Linked DNA regions of Homo sapiens: region 2 is linked to region 1. The links are chromatin loops, found by intact Hi-C in ENCODE. Cell type or tissue: endothelial cell of umbilical vein. All regions are shown on one strand. Each heading gives the region's core, and the rest is flanking DNA. Links, peaks and the distances in the headings are about the cores only. Region 1 holds the start of KPNA2 (karyopherin subunit alpha 2). Region 2 overlaps BPTF (bromodomain PHD finger transcription factor).

The links. Hi-C counts contacts between places; a loop is a spot of excess contacts. Peaks named below come from ENCODE experiments on the same cell type or tissue, not always from the same donor. Only the 100,000 strongest peaks of a DNase experiment are listed, where the experiment ranks them.
Region 2: a loop joins it to region 1, with 12 times the contacts of the local background. A loop is called at or near these places in 3 of 110 quality-filtered maps.

What each region holds. Positions count from the first base shown.
Region 1 is chr17:68,031,437-68,040,473 of GRCh38, reverse strand. KPNA2 (karyopherin subunit alpha 2) reads right to left here and starts at 4,739. Exons shown (of 11, transcript NM_002266.4): 1 at 4,634-4,739; 2 at 3,267-3,364; 3 at 2,979-3,116. The coding sequence starts at 3,341. RefSeq lists enhancers at 4,207-4,426, 4,446-4,993 and a silencer at 4,957-5,006. In endothelial cell of umbilical vein, for the core only: no CTCF peak of the experiment used is centred there; DNase peaks (open chromatin) are centred at 4,213, 4,853 and 6,163; H3K4me3 peaks cover 1,867 bases; H3K27ac peaks cover 1,789 bases.
Region 2 is chr17:67,958,196-67,968,555 of GRCh38, reverse strand. It overlaps BPTF (bromodomain PHD finger transcription factor), which reads right to left. Exons shown (of 28, transcript NM_182641.4): 24 at 8,681-9,015; 25 at 4,152-4,344; 26 at 1,900-1,984. Among named protein-coding and RNA genes, the nearest start is that of C17orf58, 33 kb to the left of the region's middle. In endothelial cell of umbilical vein, for the core only: a CTCF peak has its summit at 5,125 (motif pointing left); a DNase peak (open chromatin) is centred at 5,125; H3K27ac peaks cover 422 bases.

The DNA.
Region 1 (9,037 bases), core at 1-8,000:
GAGTCTCAAGTTATGGAGTATCCAAGTGTTTTGTCGCTAAAAAAGGCAGCTTTGAACAATTTTAAAAAATGAACGAGAAGGACAGGCATGGTGGCTCACACCTGTAAGCCTAGCACTTTGGGAGGCTCAGGAGGGAGGATGGCTTGAGCTCAGGTGAGACCAGCCTGAGCAACACAGTGAGACCTCCCAACAAAAAAAAAAAAAAAAAAAAAATATCCAGGCATGGTGGTGTTTGCCTGTCGCCATACAAGACCTTGTCTCAAAAATCAAGAATCAGAGCAGACTGAAGATTATTTCTACGTTAGTCTCAATCACTTGCATTCAGATATACTTTGAGGGAGAAAGACATGAAGTCATAGGCAACGTTCTGAGGATTTTCTTTTCTTTTTTTTTTTGAGACGGAGTTTCACTCAATCCCCAGGCTGGAGTGCAGTGGCATGATCTTGGCTCACCACCACCTCCGCCTCCTGGGTTCAAGCGATTCTCCTGCCTCAGCCTCCCAAGTACCTGAGATTATAGGCATGCGCCACCATGCCTGGCTAATTTTTTTTTTTTGTATTTTTAGTAGAGACGGGGTTTCTCCATGTTGGTCAGGCTGGTCTCGAACTGCCAACCTCAGGTGATCCACCTGCCTCAGCCTCCCAAAGTGCTGGAATTACAGGCATGAGCTACCATGCCCGACTTTTTTTTTTGGAGACAGAGTTTTGCTCTTCTTGCCCAGGCTGGAGTGCAATGGCGTGATCTCGGCTCACCACCGCCTCCACCTCCCGGGTTCAAGCGATTCTCCTGCCACAGCCTCCTGAGTAGCTGGGATTACAGGCATGCGCCACGATGCCCAGCTAATTTTGTATTTTTAGTAGAGATGGAGTTTCTCCATGTTGGTCAGGCTGGTCTCAAACTCCCGACCTCAGGTGATCCACCTGCCTCGGCCTCCCAAAGTAATGGGATTACAGGTGTGAGCCACCACACCCGGCCGAGGATTTTCATATCTAATTTTATAATCTACATATTTCCACGGTTAAGTGTTGCTGCAAATATAAATGGTTTATGTTTGGCTGGGCGAAGTGGCTCGCGCCTGTAATCCCAGCACTTTGGGAGGCCGAGGCGGGTGGATCACCTGAGGTCAGGAGTTCGAGACCAGACTGGGAAACACGGTGAATCCCCGTGTCTACTAAAAATGCAAAAATTAGCTAGACATCGTGGTGATCCCCTGTGATCCCAGCTACTTGGGAGGCTGAGGCAGGAGAGTCACTTGAACCCAGGAGACGGAGGCTGCAGTCAGCCAAGATCGTACCACTGCACTCCAGCCTGGGCAACAAACCAAGGTTTTGTCTCAAAACAAAAAAAAAAGGAAGCATATTGTGAGAAAAACATGTAGGAAAGGGCCCAGATGAAAGATAAATTTGAAAATCTAAGTTAAGTCTACTTTATGGAAGGCCTTCATAGAGTAGGGATTTCTTAGAGACAGGGTCTCACTGTCACCCAGCATGGGGTGCAGTGGTGCAATCACAGCTCACTGCAGCCTCAAAATCCCGGGCTCAAGTGATTCTTCTGTCTCAGCCCCCTGAATACCTAGGACTAAAGGCCGGCGCCACCACACCCAGCTAACTTTACTTTTTATAGAGACGAGGTCTTCCTATGTTGCCTAGGCTGGGCTCAAACTCCTGGCCTCCAGTGATCCTCCCATTTCAGCTTCCCAAAGTGTTGGAATTACAGGCATGAACCACCATGCCCAGCTGGAGTATGGATTTATTTTATTTTTATTTTTTTCCTTGAGACGGAGTTTCACTCTTGTTGCACAGGCTGGAGTGCAATGGCATGATCTTGGCTCACTGCAACCTCCACCTCCCAGGTTCAAGCAATTTGGAGTATGGATTTTAAGGAGCGAAAACACAGGTCTAAAGCAGTACTTCAGGAAAAATTTCAGGAAAATAGTATATGGCATAAAGAAGGATATGATAAATTAGGAGGCTACTGTAAATATTTCAGAAGGAAAGTCCTGAACAAAGCTGGTGACAAATACAAAAACATAGAGAATACCAAAAAAGGCAGAAATAAACCAAAAACGGGAAGGGCCTGGTGGCTCACGCTTGTAATCCCAGCACTTCTGGAGACCAAGGCAGGCATATCACGAGGTCATGAGTTCAAGACTAGCCTGGCCAACATGGTGAAACCCCGCCTCTACTAAAAATACAAAAACAGGCCGGGCAGTGGCTCACGCCTGTAATCCCAGCACTTTGGGAGGCTGAGGCGGGTGGATCACGAGGTCAGGAGATCGAGACCATCCTGGCTAACATGTTGAAACACCGTCTCTACTAAAAATACAAAAAATTAGCCAGACAGGGTGCGGGCGCCTGTAGTCCCAGCTACTTAGGAGGCTGAGGCAGGAGAATGGCGTGAACCCGGGAGATGGAGCTTGCAGTGAGCGGAGATCGCACCACTGCACGCTAGCCTGGGCGACAGAGCAAAACTCTGTCTCAAAGAAACAAAAACAAAAAAATACAAAAACTAGCCAAGCGTGGTGATGCGCACCCATAATCCCAGCTACTCAGGAGGCTGTGGCAGGAGAATTGCTTGAACCCATGAGGCAGAGGTTGCAGTGAGCCGATTGTGCTGCTGCACTCCAGCCTGAGCAACAGAGCAAGACTCCATCTCGGGGGAAAAAAAAAAAAAAGAAGAAATAAACCAGAAACTGGCTGGCTCTGGACACACTGGTCAGGCCAAGGTACCCAGCTAGTAGCTAGAAATGCAGGGAAGTCTGAAGGAAGGTCAGAGCTAAAGGAAGATCCTAAATCAGCTTCAGTGGATTACAGAAGGCAGGAAAGAAGACAATTACTAATTGCAAACAGAGAAAAAGATGTTCACAGATAGTTAAAACCGTTAAGACTAGAAATGTTAAGTTTACTTGAATTTCTAAGAAAAGTCCCTACTGATTTTCTGGATTTCACGTAACTCATAAACTAAAATACATTTTTTACCTGGTTGTTGCGGTTTTCCTGCAGCGGAGAAGTAGCATCATCAGGAAATGAGCTTACATTTCTCCTCTTCAGCATCTGGTCATCCTTCTTAGCTTTCCTCAGCTCCACATTGACCTCTATTCTGCGACGCCTCATTTCCTTGAGAAAAGATAACATGCCGTTTCACCTATCACACCAGTTTTTGTTGCTAAGTGAGGGCATTTTTTTTTTAAATACCTCAGTTTTCACCCCTTTCCAAATGTCTTCCCATTTAAATACCACCACAGGAAAGCAACAGAAGGTACTCACTGTACTGTCTTTTCCCTTGTTCTTGAATCTGTGAAGACGGGCAGCTGGTGTATTAGCATTCTCGTTGGTGGACATGGTTATGAGACAAAGGGAGAAAGCTAAAAGATGGGGGAAGAGAAAAATATTTCCTTTATCATTTTCCTTTGTCAATAATAGTACCAAATAAGAACTGAATTATCAAGCATCTACTGAATCCACACCTGTATACTAGAGGGGGGATCATCATGTTTTCGGCACTATGAAATAGCTTTACCCAAAGGGGAAGTGTCCCCCTTCCCTCTAAAGGGCTGAGACTTCCTGGAGAGGGCTCTCCATCAGAAATAGAATGCAAGCTATATAAATTGAAACTTCCTAGTAGCCATATTTTTAAAAAGGAGAAAAGAAACAAGTGAAACTAATTTTAATAATGTATTTTACTTAACCCAACATATCCAAATAGTATTTCAACGTGTTATCAATATATAAAATAACTGACATCTTCTACATTCTTTTTCCATACTCCATCTTTGAAATCTTTTGTGTACTTTAAGCTTACAGCGTATTTCAATTTGGACTAGCCACATGTATCCACCGTTTCTGACAGCCTAGTTCGATACTCCAGAGTCCCTAATAGTTAATTCAAGACAAAGTAGGGGAACCAAGTCAACTTACAGCTAAAAATTATGTGCCAGGGCAATAAATTCAGATCCTCAGGAGGCTCTCCCTATTTTACTGTCTTTACTTGGCCAAAATAGGTGCAGACTCGAAAATTAAATAAAAATTTGCTTCATCATTACATTATGGTCAACATTAAAAATGCAGTGCCGCATCTCGCATATTTGATTTGCATTTCCAGAGACTAGGAGTGAATGCGCTTAATTAGGATGACATCAGCTGTGCGTCATTCAGAAGATGACAAAAGTCAAAGCCCTCCTTACAATTTGCTATCTTTGCTTTCATTACGCTCGCCTACGACTTGGTGGCAGAGCCACCCCCGGGGCCTAGGTGTCAGAGACGGTGCTCCCAACTGCCACCCCCAGCCCCTGCCCCCACGCCGGGGAAGATGCAACGAGAAAGGAGGAGGCGAAACCAGGGCCGCCACAAGTCCTCCCGGGACATTCGCCCTCAAGCCTGGCTCGCTCCGATTCTCCCGGCCGCGACGCGTTAAGGCCTCCGCTGCCGTTTGCAGAGCGTCGGCGCCCTAAACCCGCAGACCCCGCGAAACTCAGCCGCCTGGTCAATGAACGTCGCCCCCGAGGCCTAGTCAACGCGGGAGGCAGAGCCAGGCTCGGCGTGGACCCGGGGCCTCCCTCCCCCAACCCAAAAGGCGAACGCCGCCCACGGGCAAGCCGTTAGCGCTCGGGCCGGGCCGCCGCCTGAGTCTGTACCTGCGAAGCGGGCCTGGGCTTCCACGGGAGGCGATGCGGGGGGAATCAGCGGCTGTAGGGCGACTGCGTTCAAAGGGTCCACCTCGACTCAGCTCAAAGACCGTGTGGCTCGTGCAGCCGGCCGGCGCGATTTAAATTTCCCGGTGACTCCGCATTCCGATTGGCTGGTTCGAGCCTAAGCTGTGTGCCCATTGGTGGATTTGAAAAACACGTTGGGAGGGGAGGGAGTCATAGGGCTTGGGGGCGAGTGGGAGGGGGGAAAGAAAAAAAAAAAAAGAGGATGGCATCGCGAGATGAGGGAGCGGCCGGGCGGTGAGGGAGCGGCCGGGCGGTGAGGGAGCGGCCGGGCGGTGAGGGAGCGGCCGGGCGGTGAGGGAGCGGCCGGGCGGTCCCTGAGCGCCTGGCGGGGCGGAGCGGGAGGACTCCAGATCCCGTCAAGCAGCGCGAAGGGGCGGTTCCCTGGGCCGTTCGTGTTTCCATAGGGTTGAAGCGTGCATGGTCCTTGGGCGTTTTCCTGGGCGACAGCCTTAAACAAATACCACAAAATGATTCTCTAAGTCATTATTTTAAAAACTTTGTTGTTGATCTTCATGAAAATAAAAAAATTCTAATTAGTAAATAAGTAATCTTTATAGAAAAACATATTGCTTTGCATTTTTTTCCTATTATGACACCCAAAGTACTCGGCGGGGGTTTCTGGCTACTATGGGAGGGAAGATTTGTGTTATATTTTTTAGTTTAGTTTTTTTTTAATTGCATCATAAAAGACTGTATAGAAGCCGCAAATATGGAAACAAAAGGTTTCTTATGCCTGTTTCTCCAAAAACTCAAGTTTTTTATTTTTAAATAATTTCAAATGCAGCAGAATTGCAAATCTTTATCCAGATTTGCCAAATCTTAACATTTTGCCACATTTGCTATTGCTTTCTCTATACATATATATGTATACATATGCACGCGTGTACATATGTGTGATTTTAATATGTTACTTTAAGAGAAAGTTTCAGAATCATGTCCTTTTTCCTCTGTTTCACGGTGTCTCTCCTAAGAAAAGACATTCTCTTATATAACCACACTGCAGTCATCAAATTCAGAAAAACTGAAATTTCATGCTGTTGTTTAGTATGTAGTGTGTGTTCAAGTTTTTTCAATTGTTATAGTAACATTCTATGCTCATTACACATTTCTGAATTTTGCATTTTTTGCCATATGCTCAAACGAACAAACAAAACAAAGATGGTCAACAGAGCATCAGGATTCTGGGCCATTTTTGTTTCTGCAATTTTTTTGTGTTCTAAAAGATTACATTTTAGAAAAGTTTTCATGGTTTATTTCTTACTATAAATAAATTCAAACAGCAAGTTTGTCCATTTTTGCAGGCATTAATGCCAGCCTCATTCATCGTAAAGCCAGAGTTCATAAAGGGTTGGACCTACTCTTAATCAGCATAATCCCATCCCCCTAAATGCAAGAATGTGGAAGGAATTCACCCCTAAACCAATCACTGTGTGGCATTCTCTCAGCTACTGAGAATGGTTCAGGGGCAGGCACATGACCTAAATTCATCCAGTTGGACAGCCTCTGCCTTTTGTTTACTGGTTGGAGGTAGGAAAGCAGCCTCTGTTCTTCTGAACTAAGGGATGTGAGTCCTAGAAATCTGAATAAGAAAACTGTAGGGAAACCTTGAGAGGTCTGACCTGCTCTATCTCTGAAGGTTTGCAGGTAGGAGATCCGATACACATTTCTTTTGTATTGTCAAGTTGAGTTTCTTCTCTTTTTTTTTTTCTTTTTTTTCTTTTCTTTGAGACAGGGTCTAGCTCTGTCGCCCAGGCTGGAGTGGAGTGGCACGATCTCAGCTCACTGCGACCTCTGCCTCCTGGGCTGAAGCCATCCTCCCACCTCAGCCTCCCAAATAGCTGGGACTATAGGTACACACCACCACGTCCAGCTAATTTTTGCATTTTTTGTAAAGACAGGGTTTCACTATTTTGCCCAAGCTGGTCTCGAAGTCCTGAGCTCAAGCAATCCACCCACCTCAGCCTCCCAAAGTGCTGGAATTATAGGCCTGACCACCATACCAAGCCAAGTTGAGTTTCTTTTGCTTGAAAATACTGACTACTATGTGCCCAGAAGTGTTCTGAGTGTTTACCATATATTAATACACTTGATCTTCACAACTGTGAGGTAGTACTGTTATTTGCTCTATTTCACAAAAGAGAGCACTGAATCACAAGTGTTTATGTAACTTGTTCCAGGGTCACACAGCCAGTAAATGGCAAAGACAGGATTCAGCCATAAGCAGTCTGGTTCCAGGATCTGTGTTCTGAACCACTATTCTGTACTTGCACCTAAAAACAACCTGAAACAGAAGTATAATGCCCAAAATTGCCTTTGAAAGATACGATATCGTCGGGCACAGTGGCTCACACCTGTAATCCTAGCACTTTGGGAGGCTGAGGTGGGCAGACCACCTGAGGTCAGGAGTTCAAGACCAGCCTGGCCAACAAAGGGAAACCCTGTCTCTACTAAAACATACAAAAAATTAGCTGGGCGTGGTGGCAAGCACCTGTAACCCCAGCTACTTGGGAGGCTGAGGCAGGAGAATTGCTTGAATCTGGGAGGCAGAGGTTGCAGTGAGCCGAGATCACACCATTGCACTCCAGCCTGGACAACAAGAGCGAAACTCCATTTCAAAAAAAAAGACTAGCCTGTCCAACATGGCAAAACCCTGTCTCTACTAAAAAATATAAAAAATTAGGCAGGTGTGGTAACACACACCTGTGGTCCCAGCTACTCAGGAGGCTAAGATACAAGCATCACTTACACCTGGGAGGTAGAGGTTGCAGTAAGCTGAGATGGTGCCACTGCACTACAGCCCAGGCGACAATGCAAGACGCCGTCTCAAAAAAAAAAAAAAAAGTCCTATCATTTATGACCAAGTTTTAGCTGATGTGTTAGTCCACTAGCATAGTCCGCTTAGGTTACCATAACAAAGTACTACAGGCTGGGAGGCTTAGATAACAAACATTTATTTTTCTCACATTTCTGGATCACGAAATCTGAAATAAGGGTGCCAGAGTGGTCAGTTTCCAGGAAGGGCCCCCCTCTTTGGCGTCCAGATGACCATCGCCTAATTGTGTGCTAGCATGATCTCTTCATTTTAGCACAGAGAAGGGAGAGTGAAAGCTCTCTGGTGTCTCTTCTTTTTTTTTTTTTTTTAGATGGAGTCTCGCCCTGTCACCCAGGCTGGAGTGCAATGGCGCGATCTCAGCTCACTGCAACCTCTGCTTCCTGGTTTCAAGTGATTTTCCTGCCTCAGCCTCCCAAGTAACTGGGATTACAAGTGCATGCCACCACACCTGGCTCATTTTTGTATTTTTAGTAGAGATGGGGTTTCACCATGTTGGCCAGGCTGGTCTTGAACTCCTGACCTCATGATCCACCCACCTCAGCCTCCCAAAGTGCTTGGATTACAGGCATGAGCCACTGCGCCCGGCCTGATGGCTCTTTTTATAAGGACACTAATCTCATCATGAGGGCCCCACCCTCATGAATTCATCTCAACCTCCCAGAGGCCCCATTTCCAAATACTATCATACTGGGAGTTAGGTTTTCAACATATGAATTTTTGAGGGGGATGCAAACATTCAGTTCTTAATATCCATTCACCAGCCTGGGCAACATAGCGAGATGCCCTCCTCCAAACCACCATCTCTACAAAAATTAAAAAAAAAAAAAAAATTAGCAGAGGCTGGGAGCAGTGGCTAACGCCTGTAATCCCAACACTTTGGGAGGCCGAGGCAGGTGGGTCACTTGAGGTCAGGAGTTCAAGACCAGCCCAGCCAACATGGTAAAACCCTGTCTCTACTGAAAATACAAAAATTAGCCAAGCGCGGTGGCTCGTGCCTGTAGTCCCAGCTACTCGGGAGGCTGAGGCACAAGAATCGCTCGAACGCAGGGGCAGAGGTTGCAGTGAGCTGAGATTGTGCCACTGCACTCCAGCTTGAGCAACAGAGTGACACTCTGTCTAAAAAAATAAATAAATAAAAATAAAAAATTAGCCAAGCATGTTGGTATATGCCTGTAGTCCCCGCTACTTGGGAGGCTGAGGTGGGAGGATGGCTTGAGCCTGGGAGGTGGAGGCTGCATTGAGCCGAGATTGTACCACTGCATTCCAGCCTAGGTGGCAGAGTGAGATGCTGTCTCAAAAAAAAAAAAAAAAAAAAATCCATTCAGATTATCTTCCTTCAAAATATGAATGTTGAGTTAAAACATGCAAAGAAAGAAAGAAAGGGGCCTGGAGCTGAGCTGGCTGAAAGACATAGGACCACCAGCTACTGAGGCTGAGGCCCTTTAGTTACTGTCTTTCTAGGCCGTCTTGTAAACTCATGTTTCAGTTCTGTG
Region 2 (10,360 bases), core at 1,182-9,181, 73 kb after region 1:
CCACCCACCTCAGCCTCCCAAAGTGCTGGTATTACAGGCGTGAGCCACCGCACCTGACCTTATTTTATGAATTTTCTACCATTAACTTGTATTATTACTTCTATTACCAGCATAATTAACTTATTATTTTAGTAAACATCCCAGGTACTTTCTCAAAGGCGACTACCCAAATTTGAAATATGTACAATGATTAACTCCTTCTATTTTCAACATCAGGAGAACAGAGATAATAACTACTTCATTACGTTTATTTTTCAGAGATAGTTTTCATTTATTTCCACTTCATGTTTCCCCCTCTTTCATGCTGCCATGAAACACAAACTCTTCTCATTAAAAAAAATGCTTAGCTGGCTTTTGGAACATAATTCTTTCATTAGTGGTAAGTGATCCTTTGGAAGGTTTTAGCTATGTTTTAATTTTTCTAATTTCTTTTGCAGATAAATTATTTTTTAGTAAAATCATTTGTAGCCATTCGTGTTGATACGATTACTCGTGGCTCCTATTACCATTTTTTTTTCTGGGAAATGAGGGTATTCTCTCTAGTTCATAAAATTTACTCTCCTTCAGAAAAAGAAGAAGTAAATGGAGAAGGATGAGAGGATCAAAGAGACCCCAACCCATTCATTAATTTCATTCATTCTTTTATAAAGCTGCATAATACTCCACTCAGACACCATCTGATATAGCTACTCCTCTATTGATGGCTACTTATTTCATTTCCAATCTTTTTTTTTTTTTTGACAGAGTCTCGCTCTGTCGTCCAGGCTGGAATGCAGTGGCGTGATCTCAGCTCACTGCAACCTCTGCCTCCCGGGTTCAAGTGATTCTTGTGCCTCAGCCTCCTTAGCAGCTGGGATTACAAATGCCTGCCACCACAACTGGCTAATTTTTCTATTTTTGTAGAGACGTATTTCGCCATGTTGGCCAGGCTGGTCTCGAACTCCTGACCTCAGGTGATCCATCCACCTTGGCCTCCGGAAGTGCTGGGATTCCAGCGTGAGCCACCCCGCCATTTCCAATGTTTTTGTAATTATAAACACTGCCACAATGAACATACTTGTGCACATGTAAATCCTAAGAAATGAAACTGCTGGGTTCAAGAATATGCACAATTGGCCGGGTATGGTGGCTCACACTTGTAATCCCAGCACTTTGGGGAGGCCGAGGGGGAGCGGATCACAAGGTCAGGAGATTGAGACCATCCTGGCCAACATGGTGAAACCCTGTCTCTACAAAAAATATAAAAATTAGCTGGGTATGGTGGTGCATGCCTGTAGTCCCAGCTACTCGGGAGGCTGAGGCAGGAGAATTGCTTGAACCTGGGAGGCGGAGGTTGTAGTGATGTGAGATCGCGCTAGTACACTCCAGCCTGGCGACAAAGCAAGACATCGTCTCATTAAAAAAAGAAAAAAAAAGTATGCACAATTAAACTTTATTTTATTTATTTATTTATTTTTTTGAGACAGTCTCATTTTCTTGCCAGGTTAGAGTGCAGTGGCGCGATCTCTGTTCACTGCAACCTCCGCCTCCCTGGTTCAAGCGATTCTCCTGCCTCAGCCTCCTGAGTAGCTGGGAATACAGGCATGCACCACCATGCCCAGCTAATTTTTGTATTTTTAGTAGAGATGGGGTTTCACCATGTTGGCCAGGATAGTCTCGATCTCCTGACCTCATGATCCGCCTGTCTCGGCCTCCCAAAGTGCTGGGATTACAGGCGTGAGCCACCGCACCCGGCCACAATTAAACTTTAATAGATACTAACAATTTACCCTCCAAAGTGACCATACCAATTTATACCCCCACCAGCCTTGCTAAAAATATTCTAAGATATTAATTTTATGGATAATAAAACATCCACTGAGACTTCTGAAAAACTTCATATTCAACTCATGTACTTACCCATAGGTTCCTTAATAACACCATAATAATCTGGTGCATCATTAGGGTCTACTGGTTCAAGGAAAGGCCAGGCCATCTTATGGGCCTATAATGAAAAAGCAGCATCATTATTGTCAGTGAAAACACTAATTCCATTTAAGTTTCCTGGTTGAGTTACTACATCAATGAACCCAAAAGTGAGTTTTAAATTTGATACATGAAATATTTTATATTAAGTGATTTCTGCTCTAGTAATAGTTACCTAAGATGAGCTTCCTCTACAATAATGGTACTCAAAGGCTGGTCAGAAGACTTTGTGTTGGGAATGGAGCACAAGCTTAGAAGTCACAAAATCAGTATTCTGGGCCCTACATGATGAGCCGTCACTGAGTGATGCTGGCATTGCAATCGCTTCTGTCAACAGGTGGGATGGGTTCAAAGTGTGGAATCATTACCACAGCTGGTTAATGATGAGGTAGCAGAGACGTGATGTTAGATAACATTCAAGCACACATTGAGACTATGATTCTCTTTTTAGTTACTTCAATTCTTCTGATTATGATAACGACAGGAGAAAGTTTCAATCCAGTGCACTATATCCTTTTATTTCCCCCCACTTTTTTGAGACAGGGTCTCGCTCTGTCATTCAGGCTGGTGTCGAGTGGCGTGATCATAGCTCACTGTAACCTCCTGTGCTCAAGTGATCCTCTCACCTCAGCCTCCCAAGTAGCTGGGATTACAAGTGCGTGCCAACATGTGCAGCTCATTTTTTTTTAATGTTTTGTAGAGGTGGGGGTCTCACTTTGTTGCCCAGGTTGGTCTCTAACTCGTCAACTCAAGTGATCCTCCTGCCCTGGCCTCCCAAAGTGTTGGGATTATAGATGTGAGCAACCACACTGGCTTTCTGTGTCTTCAGTACATCTGTATCACTTGATAATCCTGCAAACCATCCCTATCCTGTTATTCTTTTTGTTCTGAGATGGAGTCTCACACTGTCACCTGGGCTAGAGTGCCGTGGCTCGATCTTGGCTCACTGCAACCTCTGCCTCCCGGGTTCAAGAGATTCTCCTGCCTCAGCCTCCTTAGTAGCTGGGATTACAGGTGTGCACCACCGTACCTGGCTGATTTTTAAAAAATTTTTTTGTAGAGATGGGGTCTCACTTTGCTGCCCAGGTTGGTCTCTAACTCATTGACTCAAGTGATCCTCCTGCCTTGGCCTCCCACAGTGCTGGGATTATAGGTGTGAGCAACCACACTGGCTTTCTATGTCTTCAATATATCTCTATCACTTGCTAATCCTGCAAACCATCTCGATCCCGTTTTTCTTTTTTTTCTGAGACAGAGTCTCACACTGTCACCTGGGCTAGAGTGCCGTGGCTCGATCTTGGCTCACTGCAACCTCCGCCTCCCGGGTTCAAGCTATTCTCCTACCTCAGCCTCCCTAGTAGTTGGGATTACTGGTGCGCCCCACCGCACCTGGCTAATTTTTTGTATTTTTAGTAGAGAGATGGGGTTTCATCCTTTTGGCCAGTCTGGTCTCGAACTCCTGACCTTGTGATCCACCCGCCTCAGCCTCCCCAAGTGCTGGGATTACAGGTGTTAGCCACCACGCCCAGTCCCCTTTTTGTTTTTCATAAGGAAAAGAATAACTATAATCTTTTTTTTTTTTTTTTTTTTTTGCGATGGAGTCTCACACTCTCGCCCAGGTTGGAGTGCAGTGGCGCCATCTCGGCTCACTGCAAGCTCTGCCTCCCGGGTTCATGCCATTCTCCTGCCTCAACCTCCGGAGTAGCTAGGACTACAGGCGCCCGCCACCACGCCCAGCTAATTTTTTGTATTTTTAGTAGAGACGGGGTTTCACCGTGTTAGCCAGGATGGTCTGATCTCCTGACCTTGTGATCCGCCCACCTTGGCCTCCCAAAGTGCTGGGATTACAGGCATGAGCCACCATGCCCGGCCAAGAACAACTATAATCTAATCATACTGCTTCTCAATCCATGGGGGTGAGAGGAAGTCTCCTTAAAAATAAAATGTATAAAGAAGTGAGTCATGTTAACACTCTTGTGAGTGTGAGATAAGCTGACGTGGTGTGGGGATATGGTAAAGCTCATGGCACTGGTACGTGAAGGACTGCAGTTTGTTAGGCACTTCACTAGACTAGCTGGGAGTCAGTAAATAATCATTCTAAGATTGGAAACTTGAAATCCTAGAAATGCTTCCAAAATTATGCTGGCTGATTTCATTTTGAAATGCTGCACACAGAGGGGTCTCACCTGTAAGGAACGGAGCACCCTCTTCAACCCCTCATAATCCTTCTCTGTTAGTGGCGTGAGCACTGTCATGGCATCCTCTGTTGACTGGCACTGTGGACAGACATACTCATCAATGAGCTCTGCCTCACTTTGCAAGATGCCAACGCAGCGCCCATGGTACCAATTCTGACACCGATCACAGCCAATATAAAATCTGCAAGATCCGAAATGGAAATGTGAGTTCAAAACACATGGGATGATGTTACTTATAATAAAGCATGCACCTGAAAATTTGCTAAACCCTGGGATATAAAATAGTTTTAGTATTATGGTTTTAATACTTTCAAGATTGACATTCCAGTTCATTAATTTAGTATTTTTGATGTTAAGAACAAGCAGTAAAAAAATTTATAAGAACACTGTGTAATACTGGAGAACCAATTTAAAGATAAATATGAAACATTCAATTGATTTTAAAGCTGAAAACAAAGCCAAAAATCTTTCAACTAGTACTGTACCATATGGGTGTTCAAAATCCTATAAGCTAATAACAGAGTCTCAGAGCTTGTACCCAAATTAGTGTTTTTCTAACCTACAATAAAGCACCATTTCAAACACTGATAAAGTCCAAACAAGTCAGGCTATTTTAATCTCATTAATTTCTATGTTACATATTGAAGAATCAAATCTACCATTAAACCACATTTTCCCCAATGTGTCTCAAACATTCACTATGAAGCAAGATAAATTTTGAAGGGTAGGTAAAAAGGGAAAAAGAGAAAAATGAAAAGGAATTTGTAATGTAAGTGTATAATAAATGTAGAAAAAAATCTGCTTTTTATTTTAAAATAAATAAGTAACCAGTCAGAGCAATTTGGCTTCCTAAATTATTAAATATGATGCTCTTATCAGAACTCACTGTGACTCATCATAAGGTGTTCTGCAGATACAGTACAATTCCTCACTGCTGCCCTCTTGTGCCCGTTTACAATCATTACAGATGTACACATCCATTTTCTTAGCCTCCTTTTCTGTGATGCCAACACATTCTCCATGATACCAGTTAGTACAAAGATCACAGCCAATATAGAACCTAAAAGTATTCACAATGAAAATGACAATGTAATTGTCATTTTGAGCTGCATGGTACTTAAATCTGTCTTCCCTGCCTTGATTCACTTTTTTACAGTGTAACTTCCTGCAATGAGTCAGCTAAACATTTCTGAATCCAACCATTCTACTCCTGGCAAACTCCAGTATCTGATGCTCTATCACATGTGGAAACATAAAGTCACTCACATCAGTTTCAACAAGTACACTGCTTAGTGAAATATGGGTCTTTAAAAACATACTGGAATTTGAAAAAAGAAACAACACATTGATGGTAATGTCTTCCTCTGAATGAATGTGTGTAAAACTGTAACAGGCACAAAAACCAAAGCCAAAGAATCAAAGACTTACATCTGTCAAACCTATTCCACAGAAGCCATTTCAATATCAGGGCTATTTCTTAGATAGGTTTGAAAATGTATCTCACAATTTAAATTTGAAAACAAAGCAAAGCGCAAACACCAAGTAGAAGTTACACTACAAGGAACATGCAGGTCAGCCAGGTGTAGAAGATAAATGGTCAAAATATGATATGAAGAAGAAAACTAAGAAAGTACATAGAGTAATTCAATCTCTACCAGGTTTTCTGAATAAACATTGGAATTTAATCGAATTAAAAATAACCTCTCATAATGGAATATGGCACGGGCCAGTTTTCCTGTTAATATAATGTTTGTGACAATGTGGGCAGTGGCCTGGCTAACTAACGGGCAGGGAACGTGGAAGGAGATGCTTCAGTTCAACACCGGGGACAAGGTGTGGAGAATGATGCAAGGATAGTTATCCAAAGCCTGTGAGGGTCTACACTGCTTGGCAAGGGGGAGCTGTGTAAATGTGTGATTGTGGAGAGCAGAGTGGCCTCTGTAACAAAAGACCTAATGACAAAAGGAAAAGTAAATGTAACAAACGCTTACACAGTGTGTCTATAAGTGTTGATAGGCACTGTGTAGGAACACCATGTCAAAGTCATAGTGAGAATTACCATGAATCACAGGGAACCAGACTGGCCTTGCTGATACCATTGGCACTCTTAGTTCTACCAAGGCATTTCTTGGCAGATTCACCTAGAGGAATGGAAGTCGTCCTCAAGCTTCAAATTGACCTGCTTCATGAATGTGAAGGAATAATATATGGTTATGTAGTTTATCCTGTTACCACTAACTTTTTTCTTTTTTTCTTTTGTCTCGCTGTATAGCCCAGGCTGCAGAGCAGGGGCAGGATCACGGCCCCCTGCAGCCTGGACCTCCCAGGCTCATGTGATCCTCCCACCTCAGCCTCCCGAGTAGCTGGGGCTATAGGCATGCGCCACCAGGCCCGGCTTTTTTTCTTTTCTTTTTTTTTTTTGACAGAGCTTTGCTCTGTCTCCCAGGCTGGAGTACAGTGGCATGATCTCGGCTCACTGCAACCTCAGTCTCCCGGGTTCAAGCGATTCTCCTGACTCGGCCTCCCGAGTAGCTGGGATTACAGGTGTGTGCCACCACATCTGGCTAATTTTTGCATTTTTAGTAGAGACAGGGTTTTGCCATGTTGGCCAGGCTGATCTCGAACTCCTGACCTCAGGTGATCCGTCCACCTCGGCCTCCCAAAGTGTTGGGATTACAGGCATTAGCCACCACGCCTGGCCAATTTTTTGTACAGACGGGGTCTCTCTATGTTGCCCAGACTGGTCTCAAACACCTGGGCTCAAGTGATCCTCCCACTTCGGCCTCCCAAAGTGCTGAGATTACAGGTATGAGCCACGGTGCCCAGCACTTTTTTCTTTTGAACTATGACTCTCACATGATTTTCACTGCCACAGGTGGGGGTCCTCTGAGATAGTTTGTGTGTTATCTCCACAGGGTGATAGGCTGTGTTCTGGAAGGATGTTCAGGACTTGAATTTCAGTTTTCAGTCACTCTCACTGGATTCCCAAACCAGCCTAGTTTGGGACAAGAGATTACGAAACACTCCTTAGAAACACTAACTCATCTCAACTAAAATAGGGAGTGAATGAACCTGGTATACTAAAGTGTTAATAATGACAAAATGAAAAATATAAAATAACACAAAATAATGAGGCAATCTCGATGGAATGGGCACATGTATCTGTGTGCCTCATTTTATGCAATGTAGGTATTTCAAAGAAGTTGTGTGTGAAATCAATTTCTGTGATCTGAATACTCTAAACAGGCCAAAGAAGCCTTGTTATTTAAAGAAATTCTGTAAACAAATCTTTTTAACTGAAAAAGTAAGGAAACTCCTGTTTCAGAAATCATTTAGTATATTTTGCTTAAAGTGAGGCACACTTGTATTAAACTAAAGTAAAAAAAAATCAGTGAATCACGTTCTACTGTTTACATTATGTATAATTTCCAATGAGATAAGATAATGAAAAGTGAAGATGCCTAAATTGATTTCTGTTTAATTCAGCACACAGCTCAATCTGCCAACAAAGAGTTTTCATTTGGCATTTGCAAACAGATTATCATTTAGATAGCACCACCAAAGCAGCTTCAATGTTGCAACTTGAACATCATTAAAGGGACCACAATTTTATTTTAGGAATCAATTAGGTATCCACTTAAGGTAGGCATTAAGCATTCCTAATTCTAATTAATTGATTCTAAATGATCAGTTTTTAAAGCACAATCAGACTTTTTGGTCCTGTAAAAAGTATGGTGGTTAACTGTGGCTTTAAAAAGCTGGACTACATTTTAATGTTCAAAGTAGAAGTTAAATATTTTGTAAAATGATAGTAATGACCAAAAAAATGAAACTACATTTACGGTTTAGTGCCTCTATAATCTTGTTTATATCACCAAATACAAGTCACAACTGTCAAAAACAGCTTCCAGCTGCCAAACTGTTGGACGTTATGCTTGAGGAATGGGGGAAAGGAACACTTTTTGTATTTTTCTGGCTTTTGTCTCTGATAAGAAAGTGGAAACTTTGACAAAAATATGAGTTGCAGTATTTTAATACAAAAAAAAACAACTGCTTAAAATAAAACAATTAAGAAACCGAACCACTCAAATTCAAAACCTCTGACCATTCATGTTCAACTGGTTTCCAGGATTTCATGTATTCGCAGGGCTTTGAACAGATCCCAGAAAGGATGCTCTCCATTTTGGGCAACAGTAATACACCTCCTTCTCCAGACATCAATTACTCACTGATTTGGAGTTAATTCAGAGGGAAGAAGAGAAAGCAAAGGAGCAACAGAAAGCTTGTTTTTGACAGAAAAGAATATAACAAAGGACAATCACAAACACGTGAAATAGCAAATTTTACTTTACTAGCGTCAATGGTAAGAATATCACATGCAAGACCATGGATGAAACATTACTCTTAAATTTAATATTTTCATTTATATCACTCCCAAAATATTCATTTTCTTCAAAATCCAATTTAATAGCTAAACTTTCAAGACAAAAAACTAGAGCTCAAAAAGATCTACTCACTTAGATTCATCATAAGGCGTTTTACAGATACAGTAAAGCTTTGTGTCCTTCTTAGTTTCCTTTGAGGTAGTAGAGATCATTTTCTTTTTCTTGGACTTTGAGCTGGAGTCTTTTTCCTCTTCCCGCTTCCTCTTCTGGGAAGCAGCAGGTAAGGTGGGCGTGGACAGAAGGCCTGTGTGTTGCACAGCAGGTGGAGGGGGAGGTGAAGGTGGAGGGGCTGGAGGGGCTGGAGGAGCTGGTGTCACTGGGGGGCAGGGTGCAGCTACTGCTGTGGCCTGAGCCAACTGCATCAGGTCTTTTTCTTTCTTAATTTTCAGGTCTCTCTTCAGCTCTTCCTGTTATCAATTAAAGACAATACAAGACTATCATTAGAGTCATGTAAATGTGTGATCTGGCCAGAAGATGGTACACTACCCACTCTTGTCAAAGTAGCTCCACAGTTCAGCCTAACGTGAGAGTTTTAGTTAGTTGCAAACAAGAGTTTTCTTATATCTTAAACCCAACTAAGACAACTAGAAACAAAATGAAGACTAGGTAAGAACAACTAGAAAGCTGCTAGTTATCTTCAAAGGAGAGCTGACTGAAAGATGAGCCAAGTGGCTAGGAAGAGCGTCCCTCCTGGCTTGCCCCTGTCCCATCTGGGCTCTTTCTGTGGTTGCTCAGAAGGTGATTTCAAGCATCCTCTCTCACTGGCTGCTTTCTTCTAGTTGCTCTTGCTCTCTGTCCTTACAGTGAGACTGGACATGAACTGGCCTTGAGACTCAAAATGTGGTCTGACCAGCATAAAGCAGAAAAGAGGCAGATTTGCCTTATTTATTATGATGCTCCTATGTCTAGAATTTCAGACTGCAGGGAGAGTAGTGCAACATAACGCACTATTTTCTTTTTTTAAAAGATAACTTTCTTTTCATATATATATTTTTTGAGATGCAGTTTCGCTCTTGTCAATGGTGCAATCTCAGCTCACTGCAACTTATGTCTCCTGGGTTCAGGCAATTCTCCTGCCTCAGCCTCCCAAGTAGCTGGGATTACAGGCGTGCAACACCACACCCAGCTAATTTTTTTGTATTTTTAGTAGAAACGGGGTTTCGCCATGTTGGCCAGGCTGGTTGCAAACTCCTGACCTCAGGTGATCCACCCGCCTCGGCCTCCCAAAGTGCTTTGTTGCCTAGGCTGGAGTGCAGTGGCACAATCTCAGCGCACTCCAACCTCCCCACCTCCTGGGTTCAAGTGATTCTCCTGCCTCAGCCTCCCAACTAGCTAGGATTACAGGCACCCACCACCATACCCAGCTAATTTTTTGTATTTTTAGTAGGGACAGAGTTTCATTATGTTGGCTAGGCTGGTGTTGAACTCCTGACCTCAGGCAATCCACCCACCTTAGACTTCCAAAGTCCTGGGATTACAGGTGTGAGCCACACTGCCTGGCCCCTTTTCATATATTTTTTAAAAAGTTTTAATGAGCAGTGAGGACAACCAGAGGTCACTTTCATCGCCATCTTGGTTTTGGCCAGCTTCTTTACTGTACTCTGTTTTTTCTTTTTGAGAGTGGGTCTCACTCTGTCACCCAGGCTAGAGTGCAGTGGCACAGTCTTGGCTCACTGTACCCTTCACCTCCCAGGCTCAAGTGATCCTCCCACCTCAGCCTCCCAAGTACCTAGCTAGGACCACAGGCACGTG